Regions from separate parts of the Homo sapiens genome. Here region 2 is linked to region 1. Evidence: chromatin loops called from intact Hi-C (ENCODE). Cell type or tissue: heart right ventricle. All regions are shown on one strand. Links, peaks and the distances in the headings refer to the core of each region. The heading gives the core; the rest is flanking DNA. Region 1 holds the start of SLC38A8 (solute carrier family 38 member 8). Region 2 overlaps NECAB2 (N-terminal EF-hand calcium binding protein 2).

Region 1 (11,932 bases), core at 3,933-11,932:
CCCACTTTTTGGCTGTTGTGAACAGCACTGCTCTGAGTATTTGGGTATGGGGTTTGTGCGACGTAGTTTTTTTTTTCGTTTTTTTTTTTTTTTTCTGTTGGGAGTGTACCTATGTGTGAAATACCGCTTTGTGTTTAAGTTTTTGAGGAGTTGCCAGACTTTTTTTCTAAAGCCGCTGCACCATCTTGCATTCCTGCCAGCAGCGTGCAAGAGCCCCCCTTTCTCCACATCCTCGTCAGTACCTGCAGTTCCCCGTCTTACAAATGCTAGCCATCCTGGTGGGTGTGCAGCACTGTCTCACTGCAGCTTTCACTTGCACCTCCCTGAAGACTCACGACATTGAGTGTCTTTCCATGTGTCTGTTGCCCGTTTGTCTTCTTTGGAGAAATGTCTGTTCAGAGCCTTTGTCCATATTTTAATTGGGTTGTCTTTTTATTGAATTGTAGGAGTTCTTAGGCGAGTCCCTTATCAGCGATGGAACTTGCAGATATTGTCTCTTGTTCTTTGGGCTGTCCTTTCACTCTCTTGATGCCATCCTTTGAAATAGAAAAGGTTTTCATCTTGAAGTCCATTTTTTCTGTTTTTTTTTTTTTCTTCGGTTGCTTGTGCATTAGGGGTCATATTGGAAAAAGCATTGCCTGATCCCAGGCAGCCTGTTCATCGTCGATCCCCACCTGAACAGGGTGTTGTATGCTGACTGGCCGAGCACCAGCCCACACAGCAAAGGCGAGGGTGACTGGGAAGGAGGGCAGAGGCCGTGCGGGGACTGACAAGGGTGCTGCTGAGGTCACGGGCAGAAAACATCTCGGCCCACGCAGGGGAGGAGCCACTGGGCCGACTGTCCCTTGCAGTTCTTTTCGTCCGCGGCAGGTCACGTGCTCATCTTGCAGCTCTCACTGCACTCTGCCCACATTGCTTCGAGAATCCGAATGTGTTGCTGAGGTCCCCTGAGGCATTCGTTGCTGTCCCAAGGGTGTAGGGCGTCACACGCAGCCCGGGGGCGCGAGCATCTGCCACTCAGGAGCCCTGCTGTCCCTAGCAGGTGGCTGCGGCTCTGAGCCGCTCTCCTTACCCACATGGGGCCTTGCAGCTCTCCTTACCCACATGCGGCCTTGCAGCTCTCCTTACCCACATGCGGCCTTGCAGCTCTCCTTACCCACATACGGCCTTGCAGCTGTCCTTACCCACATGGGGCCTTGCAGCTCTCCTTACCCACATGCGGCCTTGCAGCTCTCCTTACGCACATGGGGGCCTTGCCGCTCTCCTTACCCACATGCGGCCTTGCAGCTCTCCTTACGCACATGCGGGCCTTGCCGCTCTCCTTACGCACATGCGGGCCTTGCAGCTCTCCTTACCCACATGCGGCCTTGCAGCTCTCCTTACCCACATGCGGCCTTGCAGCTCTCCTTACGCACATGCGGGCCTTGCCGCTCTCCTTACCCACATGCGGGCCTTGCAGCTCTCCTTACCCACATGCGGCCTTGCAGCTCTCCTTACCCACATACGGCCTTGCAGCTCTCCTTACCCACATGGGGCCTTGCAGCTCTCCTTACCCACATGCGGCCTTGCAGCTCTCCTTACGCACATGCGGGCCTTGTAGCTCTCCTTACCCACATGCGGGCCTTGCCACTCTCCTTACCCACATGTGGGCCTTGCAGCTCTCCTTACCCACATGCGGCCTTGCAGCTCTCCTTACTCACATGCGGCCTTGCAGCTCTCCTTACCCACATGCGGGCCTTGCAGCTCTCCTTACCCACATGCGGCCTTGCAGCTCTCCTTACCCACATGCGGCCTTGCAGCTCTCCTTACGCACATGCGGGCCTTGTAGCTCTCCTTACCCACATGCGGGCCTTGCCGCTCTCCTTACCCACATGCGGGCCTTGCAGCTCTCCTTACCCACATGCGGCCTTGCAGCTCTCCTTACCCACATGCGGGCCTTGCAGCTCTCCTTACCCACATGCGGCCTTGCAGCTCTCCTTACCCACATGCGGCCTTGCAGCTCTCCTTACCCACATGTGGGCCTTGCAGCTCTCCTTACCCACATGCGGCCTTGCAGCTCTCCTTACCTATATGCGGCCTTGTAGCTCTCCTTACCCACATGCGGCCTTGCAGCTCTCCTTAAGCACATGCGGGCCTTGTAGCTCTCCTTACCCACATGCGGCCTTGTAGCTCTCCTTACCCACATGCGGCCTTGCAGCTCTCCTTACCCACATGCGGGCCTTGCCGCTCTCCTTACCCACATGCGGGCCTTGCAGCTCTCCTTACCCACATGCGGCCTTGCAGCTCTCCTTACCCACATGCCGGCCTTGCAGCTCTCCTTACCCACATGCGGCCTTGCAGCTCTCCTTACCCACATGCGGCCTTGCAGCTCTCCTTACCCACATGCGGCCTTGCAGCTCTCCTTACCCACATGCGGCCTTGCAGCTCTCCTTACCCACATGCGGGCCTTGCTGCTCTCCTTACCCACATGGGGCCTTGCCGCTCTCCTTACCCACATGGGGGTCTTGCAGCTGTCCTTACGCACATGCGGGCCTTGCAGCTCTCCTTACCCACATGGGGCCTTGCAGCTCTCCTTACCCACATGCGGCCTTGCAGCTCTCCTTACCCACATGCGGGCCTTGCATGCTGTTGGCTCTGGAGCCTCTCGTCTCACAGGTCTCTACAGGTGCAGGCCACTCACCGTCTGGTGGTCAGGACCATAAAGGACAGGGTTATGTTAAAGGTTTTGCCTCAAACCAGAAGGCGAGGACCCTTTCTGTCCAGTTGCCGGAATGATGTCATGAGGAACTGTGTGCCCAGGCACGCTGTGCTAGTTACAACATGTGTTTTTGTTTCATTCCCCACACACTGTAAGGTGGGCATCACTGGGCCCATCACACAGGTGAAACAGAAGCCCGGGAATCACTCGTCCCCTTGCCCAGTCATACAACTAGTAGCCAAGGCAGAATTTGAACTCATGTTGCCCTCAGTCCCAAAACCTGTGTACTTAACCCTTGTTCTCTCCTGCTGGTGTCTGTGTGATGTCCCATGTCTGTCTGTCTCTCTCTAAAGGGACAGTGACACACCAGGAGGATACCCAGATGCTGGGGGGCCTTGGGACAGAGTCTGGGAGGATTGAGTGAAGGAGCAGGTGAGGGTGAGCCTGGAGAGAGAACGCCCTGGTGGAGAGTTTATGTAGAAAGGGGATTAGGTCTCCGGGAGGAACCGGATCCATGTGGTCTGCTGAGATGGCTGAGTCTGGCATTCAGATGTGCCACCCAACAGAAGAGGCCCTGGAGGGACGCCCCCTTTGCTGGGTGGCAGCCGTGGGATTCCGGGGTCTGCCTTGGAGGTCCTGGAGAGGATGTCGTGGCCCTGGCCCTAGACTCAAGCTGCCTGGGTCCAGTTCAGCCCGGCCACTCCTGCTGTGGGCCCTAGCCAGGGGCCTTCACTCCACCGACTGCTGTGTGTTTGGTACATGGTGTCACCCAGGCCATGTGCTTAGCCATGTGCCTGACAGCCAGCGCCGGTGTCAGCCATTACAGGGACACACGTGCCTGGAGGTTGAGGCCACGTTCTGTCACCTAGGCCCACTCGTGGTCCTGGGCTGGGCCAAACCCCCCTTCGAAAGGATTCCTTTTTGCCCCTGGCATAGGCTCTCATTGTCCTAGTGAACAGCTACATCTTTTTAACAAGCCAGAAAAGGCCAGCTGGCAGTGGCTCTGCCTGAAATCCCAAGACTGGCTGGCCGAAGCAGGAGGATCACTTGAGGCCAGCCTGGCCAAAGTAAGCAAGACTCTGTCTCTACAAAAAAATAACAAAAAACAAAAAAAAGACCAACCAGCCACAACCACAGATAACACCTGGGGTTCACAGGGGGCCTGGGGACCGTGAGAGGGGCCAGATGTCATCCTTTGCCCTGGCTCTCTCTAGAGACTCAGGCAGTGGCCCCGATTGCAGGAGCCTTTGAGATGAGATACAAATAGTGACTCCCCCTTTGGCCCCCTCCCCTGTATAGGACACTCAAGTCTAGATCTTTCTTTGCACACACACTTGTCTGTTCCGTGCAGAGCGTGCCCCACATATGATGGCTCCAAGGAGACCTCCCAGGAAAGCCACGCACAGTAGGTGAGCCTGGCCCACAGCGATGGTCCTGGGACCTGCTGAGCGGTCGTCTCTGTGCCTCAGGCCAATGGTTCATGGGCATGATCCCGCCCAGGGCTCTCGGAGCCATTTCTCAGGCGAAAACCCAGGTCTGGCCTGGGCCTGAGCTCTGAAGCCCTCACCGCCAGGCTGCCTGCCTCCCACGGCGGGCGGAGGGTGCTGCCTACTGGAAATAATGGGAGGGTTGACATAGATTTTGATTTCACAGGACACAAAATATAGAGTCAAGGATATGCAAAAGGGTTGTCTCCCATTTTATATACAGGTTAGATAGACATTTCTAGAGAAATATTGAAATTCTTCATTAAAAAAGTGGCTGGCACCACCGCCTTAATTGGATATTAACTCACGGAATAATGGTTTCATTTGCTGGTAACAAGAAGGCATTGCAGGTGAGTGTCCTAGAAATACAGATCCCTGGCCTCACCCCAGCTTGACTAGATCATCTGTTCCTTGGGAAGGGACTAGGAATCTCTTTTAAAAGCTCCCAAGAGCAAACAACTGCTGGAACTGTGACCCAGCAGTCCCTAAGCCTATACGCAAGAGAACTGAAAACAAGGTGTTCAAACAAAAACCTCTGTGAAGTTCACACCTGCACTATTCACAGTAGCCAGAAGGCGGGGCCGGCCCACAGGTCTAGCAGTGATGGCCACATGGACAAAGGTGGCCTCTCCATGCCATTGAACACGGCCACAAAAAGAAACGAAGTTCTCACACATGCTCCCAAGTTGGGGAACCCCAGGAACATGCTGAGTAAAAGAAGCCAGACACAAAAGGCCATGTCATGTGTGATGAAGTCTCCACAGTAAACAAAGTTCACAAAAACAGGGAGTCGATTCGTGGTTGCCAGGAGCTAGGGGAAGGGATCTTCCTTTGGGGCTGTTGAAAATGTTCTGGAATTAGATAGTGGTGATACTGGCACAACATTGTGAGTACTTAAAGCCACTGGATTGCACACTTTAAAATGGTAAGCCCCAGAATGGAGTTTAAAAAAAGTGAATTTTATGTCATGTTAACTCTTAACACGCTCCCTCCACAGGAGATTCTTGTCAACAGGCGGCCCCCTTGGGAGCCCTGGCTTAGAACCTGGGAGAGGTTCTTGTGCCCTTCCGACTCCCAGTGTCAGTGTGAACCCAAGTGGTCAGAACCCCCTGGATGAAGACCCTGTGGGCTCAGCCCTGGCACCACGTCCTCCTCCCTGCCCTCTGCCCCCAGCCCTGTGTTGGCTGCTGACCACCCCCCGCAGCACCCCCAGTGTTTCCTCCATTGGACACAGTGGCAGGAGGAGAGTGAGCCTAAAGGATGCTTCCTTTCCCTCCCACAGTTCACCCCTTTACTGCTTTACCCAGAGCAGGTCTTCTGACTACAGCTCTGGAGAAGCAGCCCCCAGGCGGGGACCGCGGGATGTGACAAGGCCTGTGCCCTGTGGCTGTGTTCCTGAGGGATCCAGCCTCTGCTGCTGAGCCCAGGGGGAGCCCACCAGCCTGTCCTCTCAGAACTGCCCAAGGATCGGAATTCAGGATGCTGGTGTATGTGGGTCCTATTGCCACCTGGACAAACTACCACAAATTTAGTGGCTTAAAACATATATTGCGGTTCCAGAGGTTGGAAGTGCAAGTTCAGGCTCACTGGCCTAAAATCAAGGTGTTGGCAGGGCTGGTTCCTTCCTGAAGCCCTGGGTGAGAACCCATTTCCCTGCCTTTCCCAGCATCCGGTGGCCCCTCCTCCGTGTTCCACGCACACCCTTCTAGCCTCTGCTGCTGTCTCCACACCACTGTCTCCTCTCTGACCTCTGGCCCCTCCTGCATCCGTGTTAGAAGGACACTGATTACATATAGAGCACACCTGGATAGCTCAGGGTCCCCTCCCCACAAGGTCCCCGATCTCATCTGTGAAGCCCCTTTTGCCATGTGGGGTAACATACAAGGCCTGGAGGTTCCGATGAGGACATCTTTGAGGCCATCATTTCACCGACCACAAGCAGTTTCTCTATCCCTATGACATCCGTCTCCCATCCGAGGACTTTTGGTCCCTGGTAATTTCTGCAGGTGGGGCCCCTCCCACCATCTGAGAAGCTGGAGGCCGGCTCTGCTCCGACACACTGGGCTTGCTGCGCTGCTTACTAAGCAGCCTTCGTGGGCCAGGCCTAGGGCTGAGAGCTTCGGAGAAAGGAGGGGCTTCAGTCTCGGGGACAGCAGGGTCAGCGGGAGGCCCTAAGAACTGGGTGCTCTACTCTCACAGCACGGTAGACCCTCCTGGGGGAGCTTCGTAGAAATTCTGACTGCCCATAATCCCAGCACTTTGGGAGGCCGAGGCGGGCAGATCACCTGAGGTCTGGAGTTGGAGACCAGCCTGGCCAACATGGTGAAACCACATCTCTACTAAAAATACAGAAATTAGCTGGGCGTGGTGGTGCACGTCTGTAATCCCAGCTACTTGGGAGGCTGAGGCAGGAGAATGGCTTGAAGCCGGGAGGCAGAGGCTGCGGTGAGCCGAGATCGTGCCACTGCACTCCAGCCTGGGCAACAGAGTGAGACTCTTGTCTCGGAAAAAAAAAAAAAAAAAAAAAAAAAAAAAAAAATTCTGACGCCTAGTGCCGTCCCAGGCCAGTTGAATGTGCAGTTTTGCGGGTGGGCCTGGCATCGGTAGTGTAGGAAGGCCCGAGGCGGTTCTCGTGTAGCTAAGGTTCAGGATACTGTTCTAGAAGCTCCGATTTGGACCCAAGTGAAAACGGAAATTTGGATAATGGAATATGGCACACACTTCTGTTCCAACCTCAGCAGCTGCCACGTGCCACTCCTGTGCTGTGCACACCATCCACGGGCCCCTCCTGACAGCCCCAGAGAGCAGGCGCCTGTGTCCTCCCATTTCACAGGTGACTCGAGTGAGGCTCAGGCCTGAGACCCCAGAGCCAGGGTGACGATACTGTGTGCTGCAGCCGGCTAGCTCCTGAGGCCTGCCGTCATTTGTTCTCTGGAGTTTTCTGGGGTGGTGGTTGTTGTTGTTTGAGATGGAGTTTCGCTCTTGTCACCCAGGCTAGAGTTCAATGGCACGATCTCGGCTCACTGCAACCTCCACCTCCCGGGTTCAGGTGATTCTCCTGCTTCAGCCTCCTGAGTAGCTGGGATCACAGATGCCTGCCACCACGCCCAGCTAATATTTGTAGTTTTAGTAGAGACAGGAGTTTTGCCATGTTGGCCAGGCTGACCTCCAACTCCTGATCTCAGGTGATCCACCTGCCTCTGTGTGAGCCACCGGGCCTCTCCAGAATTTTCTAACGGACATGAGCAGAAAGGTCTGGGAAACGATCAGAGGCCACTTTGTTGTGAAAGTTCCTAGGCCTGTCACCTGACACGGACTCTGGGGTCCTCAAGAGCTCCCTTGGTGAGGTGGGTCCCCGCAGCACAGCGGGGGAGAGGCCACCCCAGGCTGGGCGCTCTTGTGCAGGGTGCCGTGTGCAGCGTGGGCCACGGCCGACAGCATCCACACGGGCACCTCCGTGTGGCCTCCTCGTGCTCCTGCTGCACTGGAGCCAGTGTCAGGTCTGGGTGGGCTGGGCCGACTAAGCAGAGGGTGGCCGCCCACCCGCCTGCCCGCCCGCCCACCGGCTGCAGATGCAGCCCAGTAGGGCGCCCCTCCACAGCTCGGGAAAGGTCACGCAGCCCTGTGATGCCGGCAGAGAGTGGATATCAAAGCCCCTCCGAATTAAGAGGTTTTCCCCATTGCCTGGAATTTCACAGCCCAATGGCCAATTTCTAAGTCATGCACGTTAATGGGCCGCTAATGAGGGACCCACCGGCAGGGACAGGGAAGTGTCCCCCCAGCCCCCGAGCGGAGATTAAGGACTGCAAAGCCCCCAGCCGCTGCTGAAGGGCCCTTTATCTCCTTTCTCAGGAGGCTGGATTTGGGGGGAAGCGGGAATGACTTGGCCTCTTTGGCAGGCCTCGGAGAGCTGTGTGAATACTGCGTGTGGTCCCCGCCCTCTCCCAGCCTGGGTACTGCACGGGCCCTGCCTGCGGTGTCACCCGCAGCCCCCTCCTTCCCTGCTGTGTCCAGTGCCATCTCCACATGGTTTAGTGACCCTCCAGCGAGTGGGACACAAGAGTTTAAGCCTTTTCCCAGCTCAGCGCTGACCTAGGTCTCTATCCTAGGGAACCCCAGTCCCCGGGGCCCTTCCCGGGAGCACTGGCTCATGCACCTGCCACTGGGAGTCTCCACTTCCCAGAACATCCTCCCAGCCCTTCACCAATGGTGCACAGATATCCCCTCAGCCCCCACACTTTCTCCAGGAAGCCCCTCCAGATTCACCTCCATTCTTGGGTCTCGTAGTCCGGTCCTCCCATTGGGCTTGGGTGGCTTGTCTCTTCTTGAGCTCCCCACGGGACCGTCCCCTTCTCTGGAGGAGCCTTCTCTTTCACCTTTGAGCTCCAGTGCCTGCATACAGTAGGCACTCAGTGTTTGTTGAATGACTGATGAGAACTCAAACAGATCTCAGATGTGAGGGGTGTAGTGGGCTGAATGGTGGCCCCCAGTAGAGAGATTTATGCCACGCCCTGGAACCTGTGACTGTTAACGTTATTTGGAAAAAGGGTCTTTGCAGATATAAGTAACGATCTTGAGATGGGATCATCTTGGATTATCTGGGTGGGCCTTTCTGAAAAGAGAAGACACAGAGGAGAAAGCTTGGGAAGATGATGCTGGCAGAGACGGCAGCAATGCAGTCACAAGCCAGGGAGTGCCTAGGCCCCCAGGAGCTGGAAGAGGCAGGAAGGATCCGCCCTCCATGGCCTCCAGAGGGAGCATGTCCCCATTGATACCTTGACCAACTTCTGACCTTCAAGACCATGACAGAATAACTTTCTATTGTTCTAAGCCCCTGAGTCTGTGTTGGCAGCCTCAGGAGCGTAATACAGGGGAACAATCAAACGACGTTTCCTTTCCTCTCTTTTCTGGCATTTGTGTATTCATTCATTCATTCATTCATTCTCTCACACACTCATTCAGGCACTGTCAGAGTCCTTGTGGGGCAGGAGGCCGTGTGACATTACAGCCTCTGAAAGGAGCCTGACTCAGGGTGAATCCCAGCCTTGTTGCTTGCCAGCTGTGATGCTCTGAGCCACGTGCTCCACCTGCCTGAGCCGAGTTCCTGCTTGGTGCGGGGTGGGAGTTGGGGGGAACAGTGGGGACACCCGCTCAGGAATCCGCGTGAACTCATCCAGGCTAGGTTCTCAGCAGCACATTTATGCAGCAGTGGCGTGAATGTCATCCGGGTCATTGTCCAGCCTTGAGCTCCGGGACTGCAATCCCGGCTCCCTTTCACTTGCCCCTGCTGAGAAGCCAGCCACTGACTCTGCTGGTTGGGCATTTATGGAGCAGCCATTGTGTGAGCCACAGAGTTTGGAACCTGCCTGCTCATCAGGAGGTAACAGGAGTCGGGGGTTGAGACCATTAGAAACCACATCAAAAAGAAGCCTTTGGGGCTGATCTGGTGTCGGACAGATAAGGACTGATTAGATGCAGCGGGGGGAGGGGTTCTGGGCATTGAGGATATTTAACTGAAAGCAGTGCTTCTCAGCGAGGGGCCGAACCAGCGGCATTGGAGTCACCTGGGAACCCGTTAGAAAGGCAGGTGCCCAGACCCCGCCCCGGAGACACTCAGTCAGAAACAGGGGCTGGGGCCTGGTGTTCTGTGTTTGAACAAGCCTTCCAGTGGATTCTGATGCAAACTGGAGTTCGAGAATGCGGGTGAGAGGGAGCCTGGGTTCCAGGAATAAACAGTCAAATTCCGGATCTGAGCTGCATGTGCCAGCATTTTCCGGAATGGGGCCGTCTCCGATATTCTGTCCCCTTAGCTGACCCCGTATCAGTTTGGAGAGATGTGTCATCACTCAAGCGTGGCCTAGGGACCAGCAGCCGCCGCCTCCCCCAAGCGTTCAACAAGCCCCGTCTCAGGTGACTCGTGTGCATGGGATTAGCTCTGAGACGCACCTGCTGGAGTTGGGTGGAGGAGGTAAAGGAAACCACCTAGGAGGCAGCACCTGCGGACGGTGGAGCCTGTTCTGCAGAGGAGGAGGCTGGGCTCAGGGCACTTTTCACGCCCCCTCCGTTGGGCTGGGGACCTTGGAGAGGTATGTGAGGATGGAGGCGCTGCAGAAGCTGCCATGAGATCATGGTGCCTGCTCCCCTGCCCCGTGTGGCTCCCAGCTGAGCTCCCTGTCACCCTCCAGGGCAGCTGAGAAAGCTCCACCCCCGGGGCCGGGCCTGCAGGGGGCTGGGGAGAGGCGGGAGTCTTAAGCCTTCCTTGCTCAGGTCAGAAGTCTCAAAAGCTGCAAATTCTTGGGACCCATGGCCCTGACCACTTGTTGCTGTCCTCTTAGGTGTGGAGGGGCCTGACCCTGACACATACTCGCTAGGGCTCCTTTAGTTAATGACTCACTCACCCCTGGCCAAGCTCGAATCTTGCTTCTCCCACCCCTCTGGCCCCAAGAAATGCAACTGAGCCACCTGGAGTAAGCCCGAGTCCCATCCCCAACAGCCAAAGACTGTCCGGCACCTTAAAAGTTGGATTTGGTGGTAAGGACCAGGAACTGGGGGTCTGTTTGTACAGAAGTTTGGCTGGAAGCAAAGGGAGTGGATGGGAATGGGGGGAGAGAGGATTGATGGGGATGAGGAAGGTTGGGGGTTTGGGAGAAGAGAGGGAGGGGGAAGGGGTGAGGTTGCCTTGGGGTCTAGTGGGAGGGCAGGAGTGAGAATAATGTGGGTAGGGAATGGGAGACGAAGGGGGACTAGAAGTCGTGGGCAGATGCATGCAGCACCCTTTGGAAAGGGGGAGCTGACGCCAAGGAAGCGGGCAGGAGCGGCTCAGGGAGCTCTCACTGAGTTGGGGAGACAAATAAGGATATCGAGAACTTAGGGAGGAAAGCGTGAAGACTGTGCTTTCTCTCCACCCCTCTGCCGCCTCTAGCCATGGAGGGACAGACCCCAGGAAGCAGGGGCCTTCCAGAAAAGCCTCACCCTGCCACGGCTGCTGCCACTCTGTCCTCGATGGGCGCTGTCTTCATCCTCATGAAGTCCGCGCTGGGAGCTGGCCTGCTCAACTTCCCCTGGGCCTTCTCCAAAGCGGGCGGAGTGGTCCCTGCCTTCCTGGTGGAGCTGGTAAGTCCCCGGGAAGTGAGTCCTGGGGACGGGTACGAGGTGGCTTTGGCTTTTCTGGGTGGGGTTCCTCGCATTGCTTCTGCGGAGTTGCGTGTCCTGTAAGCTATAGCTTCGGGGTTTTATTTTCTATCCCGCTCAGCTAATGAGGGGAGAAGATAATCCCACTGTAGCCCTGGGATGAGAATATCCCCCGTGGGCGCTGGTGGCATCTGATACACAGCTTCCGGGATGGAGCTACAGGCATCGCAGCTCTGTCTGTGAAGTGGGCATTTCACCTGGGAAGGAACCTCTCTGGGCGCCCTGCCTGGCCAGCTGCTCTTTCTTGCCTGCTGGTCTTAGCTCAAAAACTAAAGCTGGGCCGGGCACGGTGGCTCGTGCCTATAATCGCAGCCCTTTGGGAGGCCAAGGTGGACGGATCACCTGAGGTCAGGAGTTTGAGACCAGCCTGGCCCATATGGTGAAACCCTGTCTCTACTGGAAATACAAAAATTAGCGGGGCGTGGTGGCGGGCGCCTGTAATCCAAGTTACTCAGGAGGTGGAGTCAGGAGAATCGCTTGAACCTGGGAGGCGGAGGTTGCAGTGAGCTGAGACTGTGCGCTCCAGCCTGGGCGACGGAGTGAGACTCTGTCTTAA
Region 2 (15,511 bases), core at 7,512-15,511, 70 kb after region 1:
GGACGCAAAGGGCACTGTTAGAAAGAATAGTCAAAGTCTCTGAAATGGGCAAAAATGACTCTTGGGTTTCTTGTTTTTCTAAGTTTACTATTTTTTCTAGTTTATCTAAGTCTTTCCTTATTCAGGAGCTACTTTGTTTTGTTTTCCAACATTTATTTATTTGAAAGATGGATTTGAGAACTTGTTACAGGAGGGAAGCCAAGGACAGAAAGTTGGGTTTTATGTTTTATTATTTTTATTTCAGATTCAGAGGGTACTTATGCCTGTTTGTTACATGGGTATGTCATGGTGGGGGTTGCGTTTCTAGTGTACCCGTCACCCACATATTGAACATTGTACCTACGAGGTAATGTTTCAACCCTAACCCCACTCCTACCCTCCCTGGAGCAACTTTTAAAACTCTGTGGATATAGACCATTTATAATAATTCAAAGAGTTCTCTTCTGGCTGGCCATGGTGGCTTATGCCTGTAATCCCAGCACTTGGACAAGCCAAGGTGGGGAGATGATTGCTTCAGCCCAGGAGTTTGAGACTAGTCTAAGCAAAATAGGGAAACCCTGTCTCTACCAAAAAAAAAAAAAAAAAAAATTTGCCGTGAGTGGTGGCACCCACCTGTGTTCCCAGCTACTTGGAAGGCTAAAGTGGGAAGATCACTTGGGTCTGGGAGGTTGAGGCTGCAATGAGTAATGACTGTGCCACTGTACTCCAGCCTGGGCAACACAACAAGACCCCGTCTTTATCTCTTATACAGAAATGCACAGGAAGTTTGTCTGGCACTCTCCACAGGGCAATTGGTTGTTGCCCTGGGATAGTGACCATTCATGCATTTATTCACCAACTGATTTCGGAATTGCTATTTACCTATGTATTAGTGCACAAGTTCTTTCAATTCTCCTTTGAGCCAGTTCCAGTATCTTACTGATTCTCATATTGAGTTAGAGAAAATCTTTGGGCTGGGCGCAGTGGCTCATGCCTGTACTCCCAGCACTTTGGGAGACTGAGGCGGGTGGAACACCTGACGTCAGGAGTTCAAGACCAGCCTGGCCAACAGGGTGAAAACCCGTCTCTACTAGAAACACAAAAATTAGCCGGGCGTGGTGGTGCACGCCTGTAATCCCAGCTACTCGGGAGGCTGAGGTGGAAGAATCGCTTTAACCCAGGAAGCAGAGGTTGCACTGAGCTGAGATCACTCCATTGTACTCTGGCCTGGGCAACGAAAGAGAAACTCCGTATCAAAAAAGAAAAAAAGAAACAAGAAAAAATATTTGATGTGTATTTTAATACCTGCAGAAGAGACATAATTTTACCTTTAAAAAAGTACCTCTTAGCAGCACGTATTTCATAACGAAGAAAGGATAGCTGTTTTCAGATCTGCTAATTCTGCAAGCACAATCCACATCGTCTTAAGCATTCATGAGGTAGTTACAAAAACAAACACAAATGTAATGGAAAAATCTCAGTACATTAAAAAAATAGAGTAGAAACCTTTCTGGTCATTCAATTTTATCTTAATACAATGAACTGAAAAATAAATGAGAACATAACAGGCTGCTCAAATAATAGGTTGAAAATACTACACATTAACATCTGTGATTGCTATGGGAACGCCAACAGTAATTTTTTTTTTTTTTTCTGAGATGGAGACTCACTCTTGTTGCCCAGGCTGGAGTGCAGTGGGGCAGTCTCGGCTCACTGCAACCTCCACCTCCCGGGTTCAAGTCATTCTCCTGCCTCACTCTCCCAAGTAGCTGGGATTACACACAACTGCCACCACGCCCAGCTAATTTTTGTATTTTTAGTAGAGACGGGGTTTCACCATGTTGGCCAGGCTTGTCTTGAATTCCTGACCTTGTGATCTATCTGCCTCGGCCTCCCAAAGTGCTGGGATTACAGGTGTGAGCCACCGCACCCAGCAGTAACCTTTTTTTTTTTTTTTTTTTTTTTTTTTTTTTTTGAGACAGAGATTTGCTCTTGTTGTCCAGGCTGGAGTGCAATGGCGCAGTCTCTACTCACTGCAACCTCCACCTCCCGGGTTCAAGTGATTCTCCTGCCTCAGCCTCCCAAGTAGCTGGGATTACAGGCGCCTGCCACCACGCTCGGCTAATTTTTGTATTTTTAGTACAGACAGGGTTTCACCATGTTGGCCACGCTGGTCTCAAACTCCTGACCTCAGGTGATCTGCCCGCCCCGGCCTCCCAAAGTACTGGGATAACAGGCGTGAGCCACTGCACCCAGCCCCCATCAAAAGTAAATTTTAAAAATGTCAACATTATCAAAAAAACCATTCCATTTCACATATGAAAAAGAACAGCAAAAACAACAAACCTAAAGTTATAAGAGGGAGGAAATAATAATGATAGGAGCTATAAATAAATAAGAAAACATGTCATGAAATTTAAATAAATGTGCCAGGAGCTTGTTATTTGAAACAGCTAATTAAAACAGGCAAAACTGTCAAATACAAGGTTTTAAAATGTAGAAAAATGGGAGAAACTTAAGATGTGAGCTACAGCAGCACATTTTATTTTTTTATTTTTGAGAGACAGGGTTTCTCTTGTCACCCAGGTTGGGTTGCAGCGGCATGCTGTGCCTCACTGCAGCCTCGACTTCCCAGGCTCCAGAGATCCTCTCACCTCAGCCTCCCAAGAAGGTGGGAACTACAGACACATCCCACCATGCTCGGCTAATTTTGTTTTGTTTTGTTTTTGGTAGAAACGGGGTCCCACTATGTTGCCCAGGGTGGTCTTGAACTTCTGGGCTCAAGCGATCCTCCCGCCTCGGCCTCCCAAAGTGCTGGAATTACAGGCGTGAGCCACCGTGAGCGGCAGCAGATCTTTTATTGAACTTAATGTGCATTAAGTGCCTGCGTGTGTCAAACAATGTTTTAGATTTTTAAAAATAATCATAAAACATTCCATGCATGACTGATTGTAAAAACGACTATGCCCAGGGCAGTTTTGTTTAAAAATATTCCGCCGGGCGCGGTGGCTCACGCCTGTAATCCCAGCACTTTGGGAGGCCGAGGAGGACAGATCACGAGGTCAGGAGATGGAGACCATCCTGGCTAACACGATGAAACCCCGTCTCTACTAAAAATACAAAAAATTAGCCAGGCGTAGTAGCGGGCGCCTGTAGTCCCAGCTACTCGGGAGGCTGAAGCAGGAGAATGGCGTGAACCCGGGAGGCGGAGCTGGCAGTGAGCTGGGACTGTGCCACTGCACTCCAGCCTGGATGACAGAGCGAGACTCCGTCAAAAAAAAAAAAAAAAAAACCACCATATATATATATGTATTTTACAATGGACAAGTGAAAAAGTTGACTAAAAGTAGAGATGACCTTAAAATAACTATGAAAATCATCCCCTCCCCTGTTTAACACTGAGACCCAAGCGTTATGGATAAATTCTATTTTTACGTAGAAAAATGATGCTATGTTAGAGAAGCTGATTCATACACAGAACACATTCAAAACCACTTCACAAAATCATTCCCAAGCTATCATCCGATCTCCACTCCCAATGGAGACAGAGATAAAATTCTTGGCTCATGACAAGGACTCAGTAATGTGATAAAAGAATAATATACCAATTAGGGTTTATCACAGGGAGCGAAGGATTGTTCAATTTGAGACAATCTAAAAATAGCATCCACCCCATCAATAGCTTAGGGGAAAAAAATCATATGATCATTTAAAAATACCAAAAGGCATTTGAAAAAATTCACCACCACCCTCCTAAGACAAAATGGAAAAAAGGGAATGCAAAAATATTTCTCCAACATGCTGACAAGGATTCTAAAATAAGAGCTGGTATTAATATGATAATCAGCAGAGAAGTACTAGAGATGCACTCGAAAATCAGGAGCCAAACAAGCATGCCTGGCCGTGCCCCACCACGACGTTTTAGAACATGAGAGAAATGCCACAGGATAGACAGGGAAGCAAGAGGGGCACGTGTTAGAATGCAGAGACAACGGCACTCTTAATAACTGATGCTGCGGCTTGACGAAAGCAAACAGCACATACAAGAAAAGCATTCAAAACAACAACCGACAAGCTGCATTTCTACAAACAAAAACCACTTAGGAAATACGCAAGCAAAAGAAATGCCAATCACATCACACCTGTAATCCCAGCACTTTGGGAGGCCGAGGTGGGCGGATCACCTCAAGTCAGGACTTTGAGACCAGCCTGGCCAACATGGTGAAACCCCGTCTCTACTAAAACTACAAAAATTACCCAGGAGTGGTGGTGGGCGCCTGTAGTCCCAGCTACTCGGGAGGCTGAGGCAGGAGAATCACTCAAACCCAGGAGGCAGAGGTTGCAGTGAGGCGACATTGTATCACTGCACTCCAGCCTGGACAAGAGTGAGACTCTGTCTCAAAAAAAAAGAAAAAGAAAAAGAAAAAGAAAACAAAAAAAAAGGAAATGCCAATCACGGATGCAACAACCTATCATCACCACGACTGCCACAAAAAAACCACCAAAGACCACCCCTGACATCATACGCACATGACTTCCAAGAGCAAGATCTCTAAAACCGGTCTAACTTGTATCAGTAGACACTGATGGAGAACTCTCTTATGTTCCTGAAAAGTCTGACTGAAGACCAAGACGCAACCATGGATGTTACGAATGCCTCACAGCATGGCTAGGACGTGGGCCCCTTCTAAGGTGAGAAAACCGAGGCTCAAGGAGGTGGTTTCCATTTCCCAGGGTCATCTGTGAGCACATGGTGACCTCACACAGCCTGTTTGGAGCAGAGCTGGCATTGCCACCCTTGTCTGGGTGACTCGGAAGCCTGGGATCTTCCCATGCTACCTTCTAATCCACCGCCTATACCTTGATACTTGGGGATATCAAACGATATTCTACAAAGATTAATACTTGAAGGGAGCAGGTCTTACATGGTATTAAAATATACTCTAAAACAGCAAGACTCAAAACAGCATGATACTGGGACAGAAATGGAAATGTGGAATCGTGGAGGCCCAGAATGAGGCCCAACTATTGTTAGATATATGGCAAAACAGAGACTGTCTAATACATGGCGGTCACTAACTGAGAAGCATGGGAAAATTGCACAGAATGGGTTTTAATATCTGGCTGAGCGTACAGTAGGAGCGTATTGATACAAACCAGCAGGTGCCTTTGCTCCGAGCTTGGTCCTGCATGCTCAATAGCTCAGAGGCCTTACTTGGCTCAATCTCTGAAGGACTTCGTAATTCATAAGGTGGATGTCTCCATTTCACAGATGGAAAAACTGAGGCTCAGAAAGGGAAATAACCAGCTCAGATCCCTCAGCCAGGTCTGGCTGGCTTTATCAGCTAAGTTCCCCGGCCTCAACCGGCAGACAAGGCTGGGCTTTTCTGGACTCCCAAAGCTCAGGGTGCTGGTGGCTGCTGCCTCGAGCACCTGTGGGTCCCTCACCCTTGCATGCTCCCAGTTCCCTCACCGTGGGCCTGGACCAGTGTGCCCTATGGCTGCTCTCTGCTCCTGGATGACTGACTCTCCAGTTGCCTCCTGGGTGTGCCTGGAGTCTCATGCTACACTCCCATGCCTATTGCCAGGTCCCTGACTCAGTTTCCCCACTCATCCCAGCCAGCAGCTATGGCTGTCTGGCTGTGACTCTGTTGAGTTCACCTTTGTGAGCCTCTGTTTCCATAGCTGTGAGATAGTGGAGGTGACAGCAACCACCCATAGGGTTGCTGTGAGGATTAAACCAGGTGCTGAGCATCGAGAACCTGATATGGGACAGGGTTCAGATGCATGAACCACCACCCCCCACCACGCCCCACCCCGCCCCCTCTTCCAGTCTTGTAAGCCCACCCTGAAGGGTACGACACCTGTCTGGGGACCCCTTAAGGGCACAGGGTGATTGCGGCCACCCTTTCTAAGGCCCCAGCCCAGGATCAGGCCTGATTCCGGGAAAATGCCTCCTGCTCCCAACCAGAGCCATTCACCAAACCATTCTATTCCCTTCCCAGTTCATCTCAGCTGCTTCAAAGAGGCCCAGGCAAAGCCCACCCCTGAGATAGGCCTCCCTGGCGGCCTGTCTTCAAAAATCCAGGCATCCTTAGGCAAGGGTGGAACTGAAGCAGCACTGGAGCCCTGGACCCCGGGGGCCACCTACACCCACTGACCTTCTTGGTATAACCCATGGCCTTCAGGACAGAGTGATTCAAGGTCTCCAGGGAGGCCAGGACATCCTCATAGTCACCCATGTGGTCCACAAAGTAATCTGGGGAAGGAAAGGCAAAGGTCAGGGGTCACAGGTCCTGCCCCTCCCACTCAGCACTCCTGCACCTCCCACCTGCGCTACCTCCAGCCTCCCCTGCCTCAGGCCCTTCTCATCCAGCCCCATCCCAGCATCCCCATCTTGGTCCCAGCATAGCCAGGCACCTACCACACAGCTCCTTGGTGTCCACATGGCTGCAGAGACAGACAGAGGCAGAGACAGACAGAGACAGAGAGGGGGTTAGCAGGCCTGACCCTGCACAGCCTGCGAAACACACATCCTGCCTGCTCTTTGCAGCCTGTGTGCTGGCCCCACAAGCTCCGCCTTACAGAAGAGGGTGCAGCAGGTAGGTGACACCCCCGCCCCTGAAGGCCCACGTCTGTCTGATCCCCCACACCACCCACCCTTGTTCTGTTTTCTCGGAGTCTGCTGACCCCATCATGAATAAATGACACCAAGGGGAGGGCCAAGCTGGGGGCCAGGAAAGGGGTAAAGGGACAGAGAGTGGGGACCCATTACTGTGACGGGCTGTCAGCAAAGCTCTCATCTGACCCACTGACCCACCCCCAGTCGACCCTGCCTGCTGGGTCCTGGAGTTCCTGGGGTTGTGGCAGAGCCCTTCCTGTTCTGGTCGCAGCCCCTGGGTCCCATATCCCCATTCCTACAGCCTGGAGAAGGGTCCTGTCCTTTCTTGGGGGAGCAGGCTGAGCATGAGCCTATCCCCCATGGCAGTGAAGGAGCACAGACCGGCCCCAAGATAAGGGGTGCAGTGCTGGGAACTATGGTGGTTCTGCAGCTTAGGAGCAGATTTGATAAGCTGAGGCCCTCTGGGACTGGCTAGAGATGGTCTGGATAAGGAGCTACTGCCAAGTCAATGTGCAAGGGACCCAATACGGTGGTGGCCCTTTCTGGGCCTAGGTCCCTCATCGTGCTCAGTGGAGCCCAGGCTCAGCAAAGCACATCTGGACAGAAGGCTTCTGTGGCCCAGTGAATCTGCACTCGGGGGCTCTGCATGCTCTGTCAGGAGGTGCCTCCAACCTCCATCTCATATTCAGAGTTCTGGCAAGTCCTGCAGAAAGCGACCCTGTCATTCTGCTTTAATTCATGTTTCACAAAACTTTTTGATGGTTTGTACACTGTTTTGGGCACAAAGTCTATTTAGCATCCCAAGGGGCTAATGTTCGTGGCTCACACCTTAGGTAATGTTGGGGAGATTAATCCTAAAAGTCTTTATAGAGCTTTGACCTTCCATAACCGCGAGTCCTCCCTGCACCCCCACCCACCCACACGTACTCTCACAGTTCGACTCTCAAACCAGTGCCTCCTCCTCCCTCCGCCTCCACCCCCTCCTCTACCCCGCTGGTCCTAACACAAAAGGCCCTGAAAGAGAAGGTCTAAATCAATGGGCACCTGCCTGGCCCCTTCAAAGCACCCCAGGAAGCTGCAGTAACAGCTCAGAAATCTCCATCTGGCCCCAGACAGTTCTCCATTCTGCAGTCTGGAGCCTGAAGCCATTTCTTTAAAGTGGCCTTTCCCAGAGGATGGTATCTGCTCCACTTACCATATCCCGGTCCCCAGCCAGTGCCCCCCAGGACTCTCTCAGCCGCAGCCTCTGGTCCAAACCACCACTGTACTCTACCCCTTGCACACTGGTTTGGTGGTAGCTCCTTGTCCAGACCATCTCTAGTCAGTCTCAGAGAACCTCCGCTTACCAAATGTGCCCTAAGCAGCCCTCCAGAAGCTTGGGTCCTCATCACGCGAGTAGGCCTGAGAAAGGAGACCAGGTGGGGCTCTGATCCCTCCTGAAGGTGGGGTTGAGGAGAGGGCTCAGACCTCATCCTGTCTGGGGAATCCCAAGAAAAGGGCAAGATTGGAGGTGAGGCTGGGAAGGGTCAAGGGTAAGTCTGAGTAGAATCTGCATTTTCCACTTGATTTAGAGATGGGTGGAGACAGAGTTTTTGGCTGATTCTGAGATGCAGGTCAGGGTTATGACTGGGTTGGAGAAAAGGTTTAATAAGCTATAATGATAGACGTAGTGTTGAGTTAGGATTCGTGTTTGGTTTAACACAGGAGTCAGTGTTAGGATGACGTTCAACCTCACAGTTAATGTTGGGACTGGGAGGACACACAGGCATTGGGGTTGGGGTGAGAACTGGCTGCTGGCTGAAGATGGCAGAAGGATGAAGTCATTGCCACCTTCCCATTTTCATAATCCCATGTCCACTGTGCAAAACCAGGAGTCTCTCCTTAGTTGGCCATGTGCACTCAGAAGACACACTTGCGATAGTAGCCAATGCAATATGAATCTGCACACGCCCCATTCACCCCAGGCAGTGAAGAGCTGACTTCTGGATTAGCAAATTTGGGGATTTTCAGTTCTCCTGCCCCTTACAGGGGACTAGGAACGGACACTAGATGAAAAGATGCCTCCACCACAGCCCACACACACCCCCACTCTGCCAGCCAGGACTGAAGCTCACTTGGTGTTGTCAGAGTCAATCGTGTGAAAGAGATCCTCCAGTTCTTTCTCATTAAGGACGCCATCTGCAAAGAAGAGCTGGAATTCCTCCAAGGACAGCTTCCCATCATCTGCAAGGAAGGAAGCAGAGAAAGGAGCTGGTGTCTGCAGAGATAAGGCTGGTGGGGCTAGTGCATGCACGGCCCCCAAATCCAGTCAATGGCCTGACTGACAGAACAACTGCAGCTCAGATAATCCCTACCCTCCCAGCTAATCCCCAAACTAAAAGACAAATTCCATTTTAGATAATCCCTACCCACCCAGCTAATTCCCACACTAACCAGTAAACTCCAGTACACAGAGAATCATGCCTCATCCAGCTAATTCCCAGACCAATGCCTGTTTACAGATAATCCTCAAACTAACAATAATGCAATAGCTAGCTTTCTTGGGCTCACCATGCACTCAACATTTTCCATGCGTTCAACAAATATAGAGTATCTGCCCCCTGCCAGTGAATTTTCTCTCAATTTACATGGCCACCTGGAGGCAGGTGCTATTTAAGATAACCCACTGTGAGCAACTTGTCCCATGTCACACCATCGGTATGAAGTGGATCCAAAAACCAGCAGCTGGATGAGCCACCACTCCATAGCTTCCAAACGCCAAGTGGTCTCTGCATGCTCCCAACCCCAATCCCAGCCCCTAAGCCCTGACTCTCTCAGCACTGTTCTTAGAGTACAGAAGAACCCTTTCTTCTCCGCCCCATCTATGTGGCAAACTTCAGGTCCTTCCCTGAGGCAGCATGAGATGGCTGCCAATGGCCGGCATGAGGTTCTCAGTTACCTCCTCTCCCAGGCCACAGATGCAGCCATCTAGATGCCAAGCCATGCAGGAAGGAGGTGCCAGGCCTGGAGGTGCCAACGCTCTGGCCAGAGGCTGTGCTTCTGAGGTGGAGCTCCACAGAGGGGCCTCCACAGCTCCTCTGTGGAGGGGCTCTGTGGAGGGATGGGTGGGACACATGCCACCAGTCCCACCCATCGCCTCACCTTTTCCCTTCACTTGCAGTTGCTCTGGGGACACTTTTGGCCCTACCAGGAAGGTCTTGTGGGTTTGGATCAGATTGGGCCACCAGGGGAGGTGGCTTAAGAACATCAGGGACTCTGGGAGGCGGTCCCTAAGCTTCCACCCTCAGCTCCTTCCACCTGAACAGACCTGCTGAGCAAATGCCAGCAAGCTCATCCCCCACCTGCCCTGCAGCCACCTCCCCCCTCCTCAAGGATCTGTTCCTCCTTAAGAGAAACTATGTGAGTGGCATGGAGGTCAGAGACAAGAGGGAGCCCATGACAGTTCCTGGCCCCCAGCCTCTCTGCATAAACCCCTGGCATTACTTCCAGAGGATCTGCATTCAAAGCTGGGTGCTTGGGACAAGGGCCCTGAGAGTCCACATGGCACCTTCCTATGGATTAGAAAAAGACTCTCCTTTCTCTGCCGAGAGGATGAGACCAGTGTCAGTGCACATGTGTTGAAAGCGGATTGCAGCCTGGATTTGAAACCCTCCATTTCCTCGGGTGGGTGCCCTTGTGCAGCGCACAACCTGCCTAACCCGACATGGCAGACGTACTTGGGTTGAGAATGAGTCATTCTTAAACTTTAAAGGCTCCAGTGCTTCTGTCTGTGCTCCCAGCAGCTCTGCTGGAGCTCAACACAGGGTGAGAGCATAAGCTCAGGAGAGGGGGGGTCCTCAGATCTTGCCAAGGTTTCATGCCACCACTTTTCTCTTTAACCCCATAGAGCATAAAGTATCAGAGACCGGTAAAGAATATGAACGTGTGGGCACGGGGGGCTAGGGCCAATATCCCAAGATGCCCCCATCGCAGCTCAGATTTCAAGGTTACAGTGGGAAGAATTTCTGTCTTTCAAAGGAAAGGCCAAAAAAACCCCAATCCAACCACACATGCACAAACCAAAGACCCAAAACCTAACAACTAAAAGTCCGCAAAGTCAGCCACGAGATAAGTGAAATCGAAGTTGTTGCTTTCTGTGTTCTGTGACAGAGGATGCCTTCCGAGTGTCTTCGGCAAGCCTGAAGATAAAACCCAGGAATCCCAGTGTGGAGTCACACCACACGTGGAGTACCTTCCACGGACTCACTCCTTTAGTCTTCTTAACACTCACGACACAGGTAGTACTACCACTTCCATGTTAGAGAGGGGTAAACTGAGGCACAGAGCCCTTAGGGTACTTGCCTAGGTCCTACAGCTGAAGCTTGAACCCAGGCCATCTGGCTCCCAAGTCCAGGCTCTCAACCTAATCCAGGGGTAGGATCTTGTGGCGACATCGCCACCTACCCAGCAGGGGGTGGGTGCTGGCTCAGGCACCCCCACTTTGGGTGAGGGGCAGTCACCATGGGCATGACAGGGGTTGTGAGCCCCAATCCCAGCCTCCCTCTGGCTGGCTCATCTCCCCACGTGCCTGTCCAGGTACCTTGGGCCCCCTCTGCACACAGGGAGAGCAGGCAGCCAGAGACCAGCAAGGTGCCCCCTCGGCACACAGGGAGAGCAGGCAGACAGAGGCCAGCAAGGTGCCCCCTCACTAAGCTTTCGGCTGACATTTATCCTGAACGCCTGATCACGGCCCTAATGAATTCACTAATGAGGAAAAAACATGCCCTACGTAGGCCCCCAGTCCAATTAGACAGGCCAAGCGGGCCCGCGCTGGCACTTTTGCCAGAGACCCCAAGCGGGCCGTTTGCAGGTGTCTTTGCTAATTAGCACAAACTCACTCTCTGTCTCCATGACCTTTCAAATGCCAAGAGCCTGTCAGCCTGTCAGCGTCCATGTCCCTGAAGGGAAATGCTGTCTGCCACTCAGCCCTCTGCCACCCCCTGAGTTTATGTCCCAGGCTGCCAGTCAGGCCCCTCATGCTAACCTTCCCATAGGGACTGGGCATCCGGTATCCAGCTCAGCCAAACAAGTCTCTGTCACAGGAGCCACCCTGACAGGGCAGCCCTGAGCCTTTGTTCCTGTAATCTCTAAGTCCTAAGGGCAGCCTGGGGGGTCCTTTGAGTTTGCACCCCATCTCCCGCTCCCCTGAGGCATCCCATCCATCCTTCCTGTGGACACGTGAGGCAGGGCTAGCGTCAGTGTTGAGCAGTCCTGTGTGTGCTTGTGGGCCTATCGGCCTCCACATCTGCACCCCCTGCACACCTGTTCTCATCCCTGCACACCTGTTCCCATCCCCGCACCCACACCTCCCTGCACACCTGCTCTCATCCCTGCACACCTGTTCCCATCCCCGCACCCACGCCTCCCTGCACACCGGTTCACATTCCCGCACCAACACCTCCCTGCACACCTGTTCCCATCCCCGCACCAACACCTCCCTGCACACCTGTTCCCATCCCTGCACCCACACCTCCCTGCACACCTGCTCTCATCCCTGCACACCTCCCTGCACACCTGCTCTCATCCCTGCACACCTGTTCTCATCCCTGCACCCACACCTCCCTGCACACCTGCTCTCATCCCTGCACACCTCCCTGCACACCTGCTCTCATCCCTGCACACCGGTTCACATTCCCGCACCCACACCTCCCTGCACACCTGTTCCCATCCCTGCACCCACACCTCCCTGCACACCTGTTCCCATCCCCGCACCCACGCCTCCCTGCACACCTGCTCTCATCCCTGCACCCACACCTCCCTGCACACCTGCTCTCATTCTTGGATCCACACCTCCTTGACACCTATTCTCACCCCTACACTCATTCCTCTTTCCCCAGCCATTCTATTCCCACACCACTCCCCTATCTATACCCACACCAAGTCCCATCCCCACTCCTACAAGCTTTTAAGCTGCTGTGTTGAATCAGAACCTGCCTGCACCGCTGCCCCCCGACCATGTGAAGAATATCACGTGCCATCTCCGAGCCTTGTTTTCGTCATCTGGAAGGAGGGTGGGGGTTGATACTTCTTGTCTCAGGAGGATCACAATGAAGATTAAAGGAAAAAGCACATTCAAGTCCTGGTGCATAACAGACGTTCAGTGACTGCTGGCAGCCTCCCCCAGACCGAATTCCCTGCTGAGCACAGAGGAATCAAACCCCTCTGGACAAGCCACACCTGCGGACTCCCATTTCCGAGGCATTTGAGGCAGAGCAGCGGGGACTTATTGATATCTTCAATGAGCGAAGCCAGGAGAGCAACTATCTATCCTCAGACAGCCCTCTGAGGTGGGTGCTGTAATTATTCCCATTTACAGATAAGGAAACTGAGACTGCAGAATTTGGTGACTTGCCTGAGGCCAGAGCCGGTACGCGGCTGAGCCAGGACTTGAGCCTAGGCAGTCAGGCTGGGGGACCTGGGAAGCTCTTGCTGGAACCCGCATCTCACACCCACATTCACCCTGGTGACAGCCCCTAACGGTCACATAGTGGTGGCTGGTAAGATGTAAGCCCCAAGGAGAAGGAACAGGCTCGGCCTTTGAGGAGGCTGCAGTAAGGAAACTGAGAGTCCCACAGCTGTGCTCAGGGGGTGGACACATGGCCTCTGATGGGGGGAGCCTGCAGCAAGGACAGAACCCCATCTGTGCCCGAGGGGGCCAGGCACCACCTGCCCAAGTGTATACACTGCAGTGGCTCCTGCAGAGCTGCACACTCAGGAAGCCACACACGCACACTAACTGCACACACACTCGGGATGCACAGCCATGGCTAGAGGCCCACGCTGGACACACGCATTCCCAACAGCCTCACGCTGCTGAGTCACCGAGATACGCACAGCCACGCTCTCACCAACAAACACGTCCACCAAGTCTACAGACATTTACCGAGGACCTACTGTGTGCTGGGTATCAGGCCCGGGACAAGGGACAAACCCAAATCCCTACCTCTCAACCTGCTGGAGGAGCCAGGCCAGCACACAGGCAATGACGCTGAGGGCTCCGGCGACCCCATCTCAGGGACAGCCCCCTGATTTCCCCTCCTCATCTCCAAGGCTTTTCAGGCCATGATGCTACGGCTGTTTTTCCAGAGCCACTTCATCTCCCTACGTCCCTCTTATTCCTCCTCTGCTCCGTATGGAATCACTGCTGATGGTCCTTCTTCCCCAGAGGCCTGGGAGTGGTCACTGTCACCCCCCAGGGATGCAGGAGGCCAGGGTGGGAGACTCGTTGGAACTGATTCCAGCCCAGGCCTGTGCACCTGCCCTCCCACCATGCCCAAGGCCTCCAACTCCACCCTGCAACCGCCCTGGGTGGGAGCCGTCAACAGGAACTCCCAGGGATGAGGCGGGTGCTGGAGACCCAGGCCAGAGCTGCCACCCTCAACTGCAGCTTGTGCAGGAGAGGAACCGGGGCCAGAGGCGTTGGGGACCAAGGGCCCTGGGGCAGGTCACAGGGTCTCTGTTGCGTGCTCTTCCCCTGCCACAGGCTTGGTACTTGATGTGCATTTTCTCAATGAATGAACATACCGGGAGCACGCGATTCTCTTTAAAAACATTTGTCACCCACACCGCCTCTCTGGCTTTTCCCCAAAACCCAGGGAAGGAGGCAGGGCAAGTGTTATTGCCCCACTTTACCCACGGGAAAACCAAGGCCCAGAGAGGGAATCTGTCTTGGTTCAAGTCCACGGTGAGTTGCGTTGCAACTGTAATAATGATTCTGGTATTTTTAAGAAGGTGCTTTTTGTCAGCCGAGGCTCAGCTGGGCCGCCTAAACGTGCTTATTCTCTCAAGGCCTGGGCTCCTTCTGCAAGTGAAGCCCCTCCAAGGAGTCGGGAGAAGTGGAGCGCTATGAATTCCGTGGCCACAACAAGGCGCTGCTCACATTTTTAAAGAGGCTGAGAGAGAAAGGGAAAAGGGCCCCGGTCTTCAGGAGAGCCTCCGTTTCCTTCATGCAGCTGGGCAACCCTGGGGCAAATTGCTTAACCTCTCTGGGCTGCTATGGTGTCAACAGAGGCAAGAGCACTGACTGCTCAGGTTGCTACGATGAAGAACTGCACCAAGGCTTGTGAAGGGCCTAGCGTGAGGCTGGCGGCTTCCTTTCAAGGAGGGTTTCTGGGCCCCAGCCCGGGCTCCTCTGGTCCAGCCCAGCTAGGAAAAGGCCTAAAGTACACCCAGCCCTTACCACGGCCAGTCATTGTTCTTGGCATCACAGACAAGACTCACTGAGCCCTTGAGTGGAGCTGTCCCTACTAAGTAGGCCCTACTAGGATTCCCGTTTTACAGACAGGGAGGTCAAGGCACAGAGCAGCAGCAGGATTTGGCCTTCTAACTTCAGACCCCTGCACTCCAAACCTTTAGGTTCAAGGTTGCGCTTGTCTCCTATCCCTGATCCCTTCCCCATGAAGCACGAGGACAGAAGGAGTGGGGCGGCCGTCGGCCTGGAAGGGAAACTCACCATTTTTGTCCGCACGGCGGAAAATCTGCAGAAAAGAGAGGCGGAGTCAGCCCTGGGCCAGGGAGAGGCAAGCGCTTCCTGCAGCCTCTGACCGGATACTGGGATCCTTCTCTTCTCCCAGGAGCAGCTTAGGGTCCTGGGAAGCTGAGCCCCCCTTCCCTCTCCCCCTCCCCGGGCTGGGATCCAGGGGGAACTGATGAGGGATGTTGCAGACAGAGGCCCTCCCCTCACCCACGTGGAAGCGGCTGCCAGTACCACCAGCCTGCTCCCAGCCACGCTGACACACACACGCAGGCCCACGGCCATCCCTGCAGGTGTAGGTCCACAGTCATCAGTCCACGTGGCTTCACCCACCGCCAAACGCTCAGCTGCACACAACCACACTCCGAATCAGTGTCCCAGGGAGCGCCACAACCTTT

Evidence for each region. A loop is a pair of places that touch in the nucleus more often than their neighbours do. Peaks named below come from ENCODE experiments on the same cell type or tissue, not always from the same donor. Only the 100,000 strongest peaks of a DNase experiment are listed, where the experiment ranks them.
Region 2: it touches region 1 in a loop (2.0-fold over the local background); 25 of 110 quality-filtered maps call a loop at or near these places.

The regions. Positions count from the first base shown.
Region 1 is chr16:84,041,335-84,053,266 of GRCh38, reverse strand. SLC38A8 (solute carrier family 38 member 8) reads left to right here and starts at 10,472. Exons shown (of 11, transcript NM_001080442.3): 1 at 10,472-10,716; 2 at 11,108-11,298. The coding sequence starts at 11,110. RefSeq lists enhancers at 3,840-4,724, 7,141-7,913, 8,901-9,604, 9,605-10,309, 10,310-11,013 and 1 more. In heart right ventricle, for the core only: a CTCF peak has its summit at 8,925 (motif pointing right); no DNase peak of the experiment used is centred there; H3K27me3 peaks cover 613 bases.
Region 2 is chr16:83,971,757-83,987,267 of GRCh38, reverse strand. It overlaps NECAB2 (N-terminal EF-hand calcium binding protein 2), which reads right to left. Exons shown (of 13, transcript NM_019065.3): 2 at 15,093-15,117; 3 at 8,716-8,824; 4 at 6,404-6,429; 5 at 6,141-6,238. Among named protein-coding and RNA genes, the nearest start is that of NECAB2, 11 kb to the right of the region's middle. RefSeq lists a silencer at 12,810-13,104 and an enhancer at 13,309-13,810. In heart right ventricle, for the core only: no CTCF peak of the experiment used is centred there; no DNase peak of the experiment used is centred there.